Regions from separate parts of the Mus musculus genome. Here region 2 is linked to region 1. Evidence: chromatin loops called from intact Hi-C (ENCODE). Cell type or tissue: heart. All regions are shown on one strand. Each heading gives the region's core, and the rest is flanking DNA. Links, peaks and the distances in the headings are about the cores only.

Evidence for each region. A loop is a pair of places that touch in the nucleus more often than their neighbours do. Peaks named below come from ENCODE experiments on the same cell type or tissue, not always from the same donor. Only the 100,000 strongest peaks of a DNase experiment are listed, where the experiment ranks them.
Region 2: a loop joins it to region 1, with 3 times the contacts of the local background. A loop is called at or near these places in 11 of 42 quality-filtered maps.

The regions. Positions count from the first base shown.
Region 1 is chr1:20,818,654-20,822,901 of GRCm38, forward strand. It overlaps Mcm3 (minichromosome maintenance complex component 3), which reads right to left and starts at 1,659. Exons shown (of 17, transcript NM_008563.3): 1 at 1,478-1,659. The coding sequence starts at 1,555. It also overlaps the pseudogene Gm20587. In heart, for the core only: no CTCF peak of the experiment used is centred there; a DNase peak (open chromatin) is centred at 1,738; H3K4me3 peaks cover 1,401 bases; H3K27ac peaks cover 1,401 bases.
Region 2 is chr1:21,072,980-21,077,227 of GRCm38, forward strand. All of the region lies in intron 1 of Tram2 (translocating chain-associating membrane protein 2), which reads right to left. Among named protein-coding and RNA genes, the nearest start is that of Tram2, 4.1 kb to the right of the region's middle. In heart, for the core only: a CTCF peak has its summit at 1,503; no DNase peak of the experiment used is centred there; H3K4me3 peaks cover 514 bases; H3K27ac peaks cover 2,438 bases.

The DNA of each region.
Region 1 (4,248 bases), core at 757-3,256:
CACACCTGCTGTCTCTATCAATAGAGCATTAAGGACCACTGAGCATTCAATTTATAAAGGGGTTACTGATCGTGGGGGTGGGGGAGGGTTCTATTTATACCATGGGAGGTCAGCATAAAGGTATTCAAAAGTCCTAAGCAGGGACTTGGGAGCTACTTAAAGCCTACACCAGCAAAGATGACACTAGCCACTATGTCACTTACACATGAGGATGCCAGCATGTTGATATATGTCTCAACGGTGCCCAGGAAGTAGACAGCTGCAGACAACCCTTTCCTCCTGTCCAGCATGCCCTATCACATACTATCATGATCATTAACAGTTCTCCTATATGCTTACATTTTAATTGGGAATTAGAATGGCCTAAGTCTTAAAGACTTAGTAAAAACAAACAAAAAAACTTGCAATATGAAAATTTAACTTTAAAATCTGGATGTTAGCACACCTGACTGTAGACATATTTCAAAATCATGATGTATATTTGAAATGTAATTTAAATACTCTTAAAATTCAAATTTAAATTGCTTTTCATTGATCAACAAACTTCCAGGGCTCATCAACATCCTATAGCTTTAAATTTTGGATTACACTTAAACCCATTTTACCTGCATACAAAACACTTGATTCACTAAAAAGAGAGCTGTCATAAATTGTTAGTCTCGCTCCTACCCTCACCAGCATCAGGCCAGTCATTAAATCTGAGGGCTCTGAGCCAGTTACATTAGCTTTTCCAAAGAAGAGCCTGTTTACACCTGACCAGTCTCCTTGCAAGTTGTGTGGGGTTTGGGGGGAACACATGAATTTAGAGACAAACTAAATTACTTTGGAGAAAACCCTAGTAACTCATGAAGATATACAGGAGCAAGAAAATGACAAGAGGAGATAATGAGAAAATGAAAATGATCAAAATACATTATGTGCTTATGAAGTTTCATAATGTAACCCGTATGTATAGTTAACATATCCTAATGTAAGAGGTTTCAAGAAAAATAGGCTGCTCAGAGGAAGACGGCAAGCACAAGGCCTGGGTACCATGTCAAGTAGGCTATGGGGATCAGTAGCAGTAATTATAAGAGGGAGTGATAAGAAAGAAATATGACCAAAATACATTATGTGTTTATGAAATTTCATAACGAAACTAATACATGAAAAGAATGTAACTTTTAAAATCTGGAGGTACATCTTTAGGAGAGAAAAAAAGATAACAGGAAGTTGCAGAGAAAAGAAGTTATCAGCGGCCCTGGTCCTCCGCGGGGTCCCCAGCACCGTGCCCGGTCACCCGCGGGAACCCCCTCAGCCGTGCCCGGTCACCCGCGGGACCCCAGCACCGTGCCCAGTCACCCGCGGGGACCACATCAGCCGTGCCCGGTCACCCGCGGGAACCCCATCAGCCGTGCCCGGTCACCCGCGGGAACCCCCTCAGCCGTGCCCGGTCACCCGCGGGACCCCAGCACCGGGCTCGCGGCCCGAGCCTCACCTCGTCATCCAGGAAGTCCAAGTAGTCTCTCTGCGCTTCCCGCAGCTCCACATCATCCAGCACTACTGTGCCCGCCATGTCGCAGCTCCGAAATCGCCGGCCACCAAACAGTCCGGAAACGCGTGACACCGCCTTGGCGCCAAAACTTCCCAAGTTTTCCCGCCACGGAAGTTTATGGTGGAGGAAGCATGGAGCAGAGACGCGTTATGATTGGCTAACCACTTCAATAGCCTTTCATTCCGTGCCTGGATTGGAGAGAAATGGTCACTTTCTCCGCCCTAATAGGAAGTCTGACCAATGGTACAGAGAGGACGCTCAAAACCCACCCCCTGGAAATTGAGCAACAGGAAGGCTAGGAAGCACTGCATTCTGGGAGTTGTGGTCCTTCCCACCTCACCCCCTGTTTTTCTTTTCTTTTTTTTTTTTCTTTGCCTGTAGGAAGTTTTGTCAAATCGGAAGTTAGGATTTACTGAGGGGGGAGGTCTAAGTTTGCACCCCATATGCACAGGTACAAATGAAGGCCAAAGGTTGATATCCGGTGTCTTCCTCAATCTTTCTCCACCTTGTATTTTTGAAAGACGAACAGGATACCCACTGACCCATCTCTTTAGCCTCCATATTATTGATTCTAACACACTTTGTCTTCTAGCCTTCATTTCCTCCTATACAAAATGAGGAATCTGAATTCAAAATTCTCCAGTAAGCCATCACTAGTATTCCAAGAGCAAGTTAGAAATGGTGTAAAGACAAATTTTATTCACGGAATCATGCTATTGCCTTTAACACAGCCTTGATTTGCTGTATCTTGATCTGTAACCTTGAAGACACAGAGATATATAATTCGTATTTCTCCCCACTTTCACAAGGTCATGAGATAGATAAGCAGAAAATCAGATTGTTAAAAAAAAAAAAAGCATAGTTAGTATATCTAAGGGTTCCACTGCTGTTCACATGCTTGCTTTGCTTGCTATCTGTTGGCTTTCTGCCTTAGGCACTAATGGGCCAAGGCTGATTTACAAGGTGAAATAATTGCTAAGAGGCTGCCTGGAAAGCAGCATGCAGAAACAGTCAAAATCAAGGCATTGCAAAGTATACAAAGTACTTCCTTTTTTTCTGTCTCCAGCCCAAAGAAAACACTTGGAGTGGGCGACCCTGAAGTGGAGAACAGATGAGTTATGGGTACCGGATGCCGCTTCCAAGATGATGCCCACCATGTTATCCTGTTGAAAGAGGGGACTGATAGCTCTCAAGGCATTCCTCAACTCATGAGTAACAGCTCGTGAGTAACATTGTCTGTGTTTGCCAAGTGATTGCTGGGGCTATAAGACCACCCTGGGTCCTCATGGCAACTTATTGTGGATGGCCAAGGCAAAACAACAATTTCTACTTCTGAAACTCCTCGATGGTGGACATCCTGCAGCAAAGACTTTAGTGGACATTGCCGGATCCGAAGACACTGACACTAGTGATGGCACCACCGTGGTGATCCTGCTGGCTGAGGAGTTTCTGAAGCAGGTGAAGTCCTGTGTGAAGGAAGGGTTATGCCCTCAGATCATCATCTGAGCTTTCTGCACAGCCACCCAAAATCAAAGAGATAGCTGTGACTATAAAGAAGCAAGATAAAGTAGAAGAGAGGAAGATGCTAGGGAAGTGTGCAGTGACAGCCCTGAGCTCCAAGCCCTGAGCTCCAAGCTGATCTCCCAGCAGAAGGCCTTCTTTGCCAAGGTGGTGGCTGATGCTGTGATGATGCTCAATGAGTTGTTGTAGCTTAAAATGACTGACACCAAGAAGGTGCAGGGTGGAGCCCTAGAGGAGTCTCAGTTGGTGCCTAGTGTCGCGTTCAAGAACACGTTCTCGTAGTCTGGGTTTGAAATGCAGCCCAAGAATTATGAGAATCCCACAATTGCCTTCTCAAATGTTGAGCTCAAGCTGAAAGCAGAGAAAGATAATGCTGAAATCAGAGTTCACACGCACCAGGCAATTCTTGATGCCAAGCGGAACATTCTTTATGACAAGTTAGTCATAGTCGGGAGCCAAAGTCGTGTTCTCTAAACCCCCTATTGCGGATGTGGCCACCCAGTACTTTGCTGATAGGAACATGTTCTGTGCTGGCCACTGGCCTGAGGAGGATCTGAAAAGGACAATGATGGCCTGTGGAGGCTCAACCCAGACCAATGGGAATGCTCTGATTCCAGATGTGCTGGGCCACAGCCAGGTGTTTAAAGAGACCCAAATTAGAGGCAAGAGGTGCAATTTCTTCACTGGTTTCCCTAAGGCCAAGACATGTACCACCATCCTCTGTGGTGGCGCTGAGAAGTTTATGGAGACCCAAAGAGGTCCCTGCATGATGCCATCATGACAGTGAGGAGGGCCATCAATAATGAGCCAAACCAAAAGGGAACCCAGAGAAAGGATATTCAAAAAGAAGTCAGAAGGAAGGAAAGACTGATGGTTGTAGTGGGATACATCCTTAATCCCAGCCCTTTGGAAAGCAGAGGTAGGAGGCTCAAGTTCAAGAACAGCCAGTGCTACATTGTAAGACCCTGTCATGGAGAGAGAAGAGGGAAAACTGTCAGATATGAAAACTGTGAATGTATGTGTGAGTGTGTTAAAGTGTGAAATCTTCATGTATGTAGGAGGCCTATTGCCTGAATTAATTAGAACACAAAACTAAACAAAAGTGATGTATCTGTACACACATAGGAATGTGAGAGAGGGAGAGGTAAAACAATTATGTGTATGTGGCTTAAATTGGACATTATGACCCCAAG
Region 2 (4,248 bases), core at 557-3,056, 250 kb after region 1:
CCAAGACTTCCACACAGACTGGCATTCAGAGTCAGAGTCTAGAGTTCAGGGCAGAGACAAGAGGATGCACCAGAGGTGGACGGGGTGTGGCTCCAGGTTTGTCAAACATTTATTCTAATTGTCTTGGGCAAATCTCTCAACTGCTTTGGGGGTGGGGCTTATTTTCCTCTTCTGTAAACACGGCAGATAATTTCTTAGGTTGCCCTCTAAAGTCATGAACTCACAAAACAGAAAATGTGCCCTTGAGCTATGACCATAATATCGTGAGCAAACTACAACCAGAAAGCCCTTATCTCACGCAGATTATGGCAGGCAGTGATTTCAGTAGTGGGGGAAGCACCCGCCCATTCATCTGCGTTCACATGTGACAGATGAACACATTTGGGTCACTCTCTAAAGTCTCCGGGAGGGAGATGGAAATTTCAACGATCATTCCGGGCAGAAAGGCTCCAGAGTGAGATGGCTACAGACATTACTTCCAGGTAGTCAACAGACCCACTCGGACCAAGGTAAAATAAGGCCGCCTGTGGCTATGTTCCACAGACACCCTGCTTGTGGGGGCATCAGAGCTGCGTTCTAAATGGGAGCCAGACACTGCTGGATTCTTATTTTTGGCTCTGACTCTAACGCTGAGTGGATGGTCATTGGCCAAATCTCTCCTCTAGAAGCCAGGCTTCTGGATGGGTATGACGGCCCCCATAAACCATCCCGATTACAGGGTGAGGCCAGTAAAACATTTCACAGATGTAAAATGCTGCCAATTCCTCCAGATAAATGAAAAAAGACATCAAGAGGCCACGTGGCAGCCTCCCCTCCTAACCCTGGCCTCCAACAAACTCACCGGAGGACCCCAGAGGCCTTGGCACCCCCAACTCACAATCCGGCTCCATTCCCTCTGTTCAAAAGCAAGAAAAGCTACTTGATCATACACTATTCAGAGGAATCCCTTGCAAAGCTCTTTAAACCACACAGACCACAACACTAACCAACTGTGTCTTTAGGTTTGGTTCTCCTCCACAGCAGAGCATCTGAGACAGCAGAGGTAAATCAGGGCAAGGGAGCACAGTGCCTAAAGGATAAAGGCCCGCCCATGAAACAAGGAGGACTGTTCAGTAGCCCTACCCATAGTTTCGATGCCCCCTACCCCGCCCCTCCTTCCTTTAACCATTAGGTACCAATGGATACCAGATACTCAGCACTGCATAAGAAGGTTAAGAGATAGCATCAGTAAAGTTTCCCACCAAAGCAAGCTAACAGCACACAGGCTGGTTAGAAAGCATTTCTGGCCTGTGGGGATTCTAATCCATTCTTATCAGACATCTGGCTTCATCACTTTATCAGGGTGGGAATGAGAGGTACATCAGCTATGCCATGGAATGAGTTCTGGGGCCCCTGCCCACATCGAAGCAGATCAAAAAGGAGTTCATGCCTGCCAGAGTGAAGCTTTCACCATAGCAACTCATGTTATTCCACAAACAGCCAGGACTGGGGCGCTCTGCTGTGACCAGCCTGGATAGCTAGCGCGCCTGGGAAATAAGCCACTGAAGGGCTCAGACAACAACAGAGCCAGCAAGAGAAGCGACACCTATTTAGCTTTCAGGGCTGTTCCCTTGTCATCTCTACTGCCCCAGAGCTGACAGGGGATGGCATCAAGACCCTCGCTACCCACCCTATGTGTTCTAACAAGACAAACATCTGAGAGAAGTATGCCACAGAATCCTTGGGGCAATGGGGGATTAGAGGAATCAGAGACGGTCATTTGGACAGTATAAGGCTAGTGCTGTGGAATTTAGGAGAAAGGTACTCATCTTAAATGACATAGGCACTCATCCCTAAATGACATACAACCAGGGCACTCAATGAGGGGATACAGAGACAGAAAGCAGATGCCCAGACCGGTAAAAGAAGCAACAGTTCTCAGTGTGACTGTGTGGAGCACCAATCAATAAAGCATCCCCATGCTGGGTCTTCATCCTGGACATGGAGTCAAAGCTCCACCAACTATTACCATCTTTCACTTTCCACCAAGTAAGAGAATAATCCCACAGAGTGGGGTTAAACTGGAGTCTTGAGCAAGAGAGACTCAAACTCCAAATGTCTGTCCTGTCGTTCAAGTCACCGAGTGCCACATTCAGGAGGAGTTCACCCATGGGAATGAGGGACCCCTCTGGGGTCCCCTAGCATCCTCAGCAGGCCGTGTCTCAAGCTCCAGGGGTAGAGTCAGGAATTTCAAAAGCTGACAAAGTAACATCCTTAGAAGTGCACTAGAAGTTAGTAAAAATTAGCTGGCATCCACGGGCGTTTCTATATGCTGTGTATGCACTTCTATTAATACAACAGAAGAATCTTTTCACGGTGCATAAAGTTATCTTTGCACCTAGCATCAAGAAACAGAACTGGTTGCCACAGGCCCCTCAGTCCAAGCACGTATGACATATGCAATGGGTTTCCACTGTATATGCTCCAACTCTTTCTTCCTGATGTCATGGGGTCAGGAACAGGGAAGAAAGTAGTTCCTGGAAAAGGGGGCTATCTTCCACACCTGCTTCAGAAACAATGTCCAAAAAGCCCAAACCAGCCCCTATCCTCAAACTCCCCTGGCTCCAGAACACTTCCATCGTCATCATGGTCTCTATAAACACTAAATACAAACCTGCAAATGACCCTCAGAATCTCAGAAACATTTCTCTGCAGCTGCAGAAACGGAAGAAGAAACTAGTTTCTGCCTCAAGATGACATTTTAAAGGTGATACTGAAATTGCTTCCTTTCCTCCAGCCACCCCCTGTTTCTTATTCTCCAGTTGCTAAATGAAAGAGTTTTCCTCTTCCCCTGCCTGTTTCAGTTGGAAACGTGGCACCAGGCACTGGAAAGCCGGCGAAGGGGAAGAGGGAGGAGGGGATGGCTACTTTCAAATCTGACTTATGCACACATCCTAACTGGCCACCCACACCCTGAAGAACCACACTCCACCTAAGAAAGTCCAAACTGTGGAGAAAAAAAACAGAGCCCCTGCACCACCTCCCCCCCCCCCCCAAGCAGGGTTAAGAAGGAGAAAGCTGGAAAAGGAGGGGGAATAAAGTTCCACATTCCTGACATTTTTTTAGCCAAGTGCAGTGGCTGCACAGAACAGCTCTATTCCAAACAGACATAAGATGGGACAAAACCTGGCTTGGGGGAAGAAGCCGTCCCCGCATTGGAAATAAGATAACCCAAAACTAAACTAAAAGTGTGTCTGAGCACAGCTTGGGGGAACAGAGGCCAGACAGCCTTTCATGTGCGCCCAAAAGGAAGTGATCCCGAGGGAAGGAATTTGGCGTCAACATCTCCCTAAAGACAGAGCTGAAGCCTTGGGGATCCTGCAAGGGAAATCAAGCCCATGAGTGCTGCAGAGGTGACTAGCAGGGGAGTACTGACATGGGTGGGAAGGCTGTAGCTTGCTAGGGTGTGGAGAGGGTATAGGGAACAGTAGAGGCTAGGCAGGGACGAGTCACATTCTATTGCAAGAATTACAGTACAGTTTCCTGGCTCAGCTTCCCAAATGAAGGAGTCCTACCCTGACCCAAGATACAAACTCAGGAGCCTGATGGCTTTTCTCCCTGTTCCCCCACCACCTCCTCCTTCCCACTATATGCCTACCTATAAACACCACCAAAACCAGCACGACCCCAAGGAAAATCCCAGAAATAGTCAGTCAATCCGAGGCTAGGTTTGAGGTGCCTCCCACCCCCCTATTTTCCAGGATGTTTCTGTTCTCATTTAGTAATGATAGCAGCGTTCTATGATAGCTGATCTCACACACACACACACACACACACACACACACCACAAAATCTCTCTATAGTAGGTAGGAACAGACACACTCAGTATAGATCAAGATTCAGCTCCAGATACTGGAGATTCAAGGGAAAGCCCCCTTCTTCCTAAACCAGCTCTGACTGGTAAGCCCTCAAAGCAACTTCAGAAAGAAACATCTGCTCTCAAAGTTCCATAGGGCTAAAAGTACCACAGAAGAAGATGGAACTAGGAAGACGGGTGTGTTGGCACCTCAACCAAGTCCTTTCTACAGCCCTAGGGCTAATCCTAAGGAAAAGGAAAATGGCTAGTTTGTTTTTTTTTTCCATCACCTTAGTCCTTTCTCTGGCATCAGGTACTAGGAGTGACAATCCCAGAAGTTGTCAGTTTCCAAGGACTACCACTGATCTGAAGCAAAGCACTCCAGAAGGCTAGAGACAGGGAACAAAGGAGGC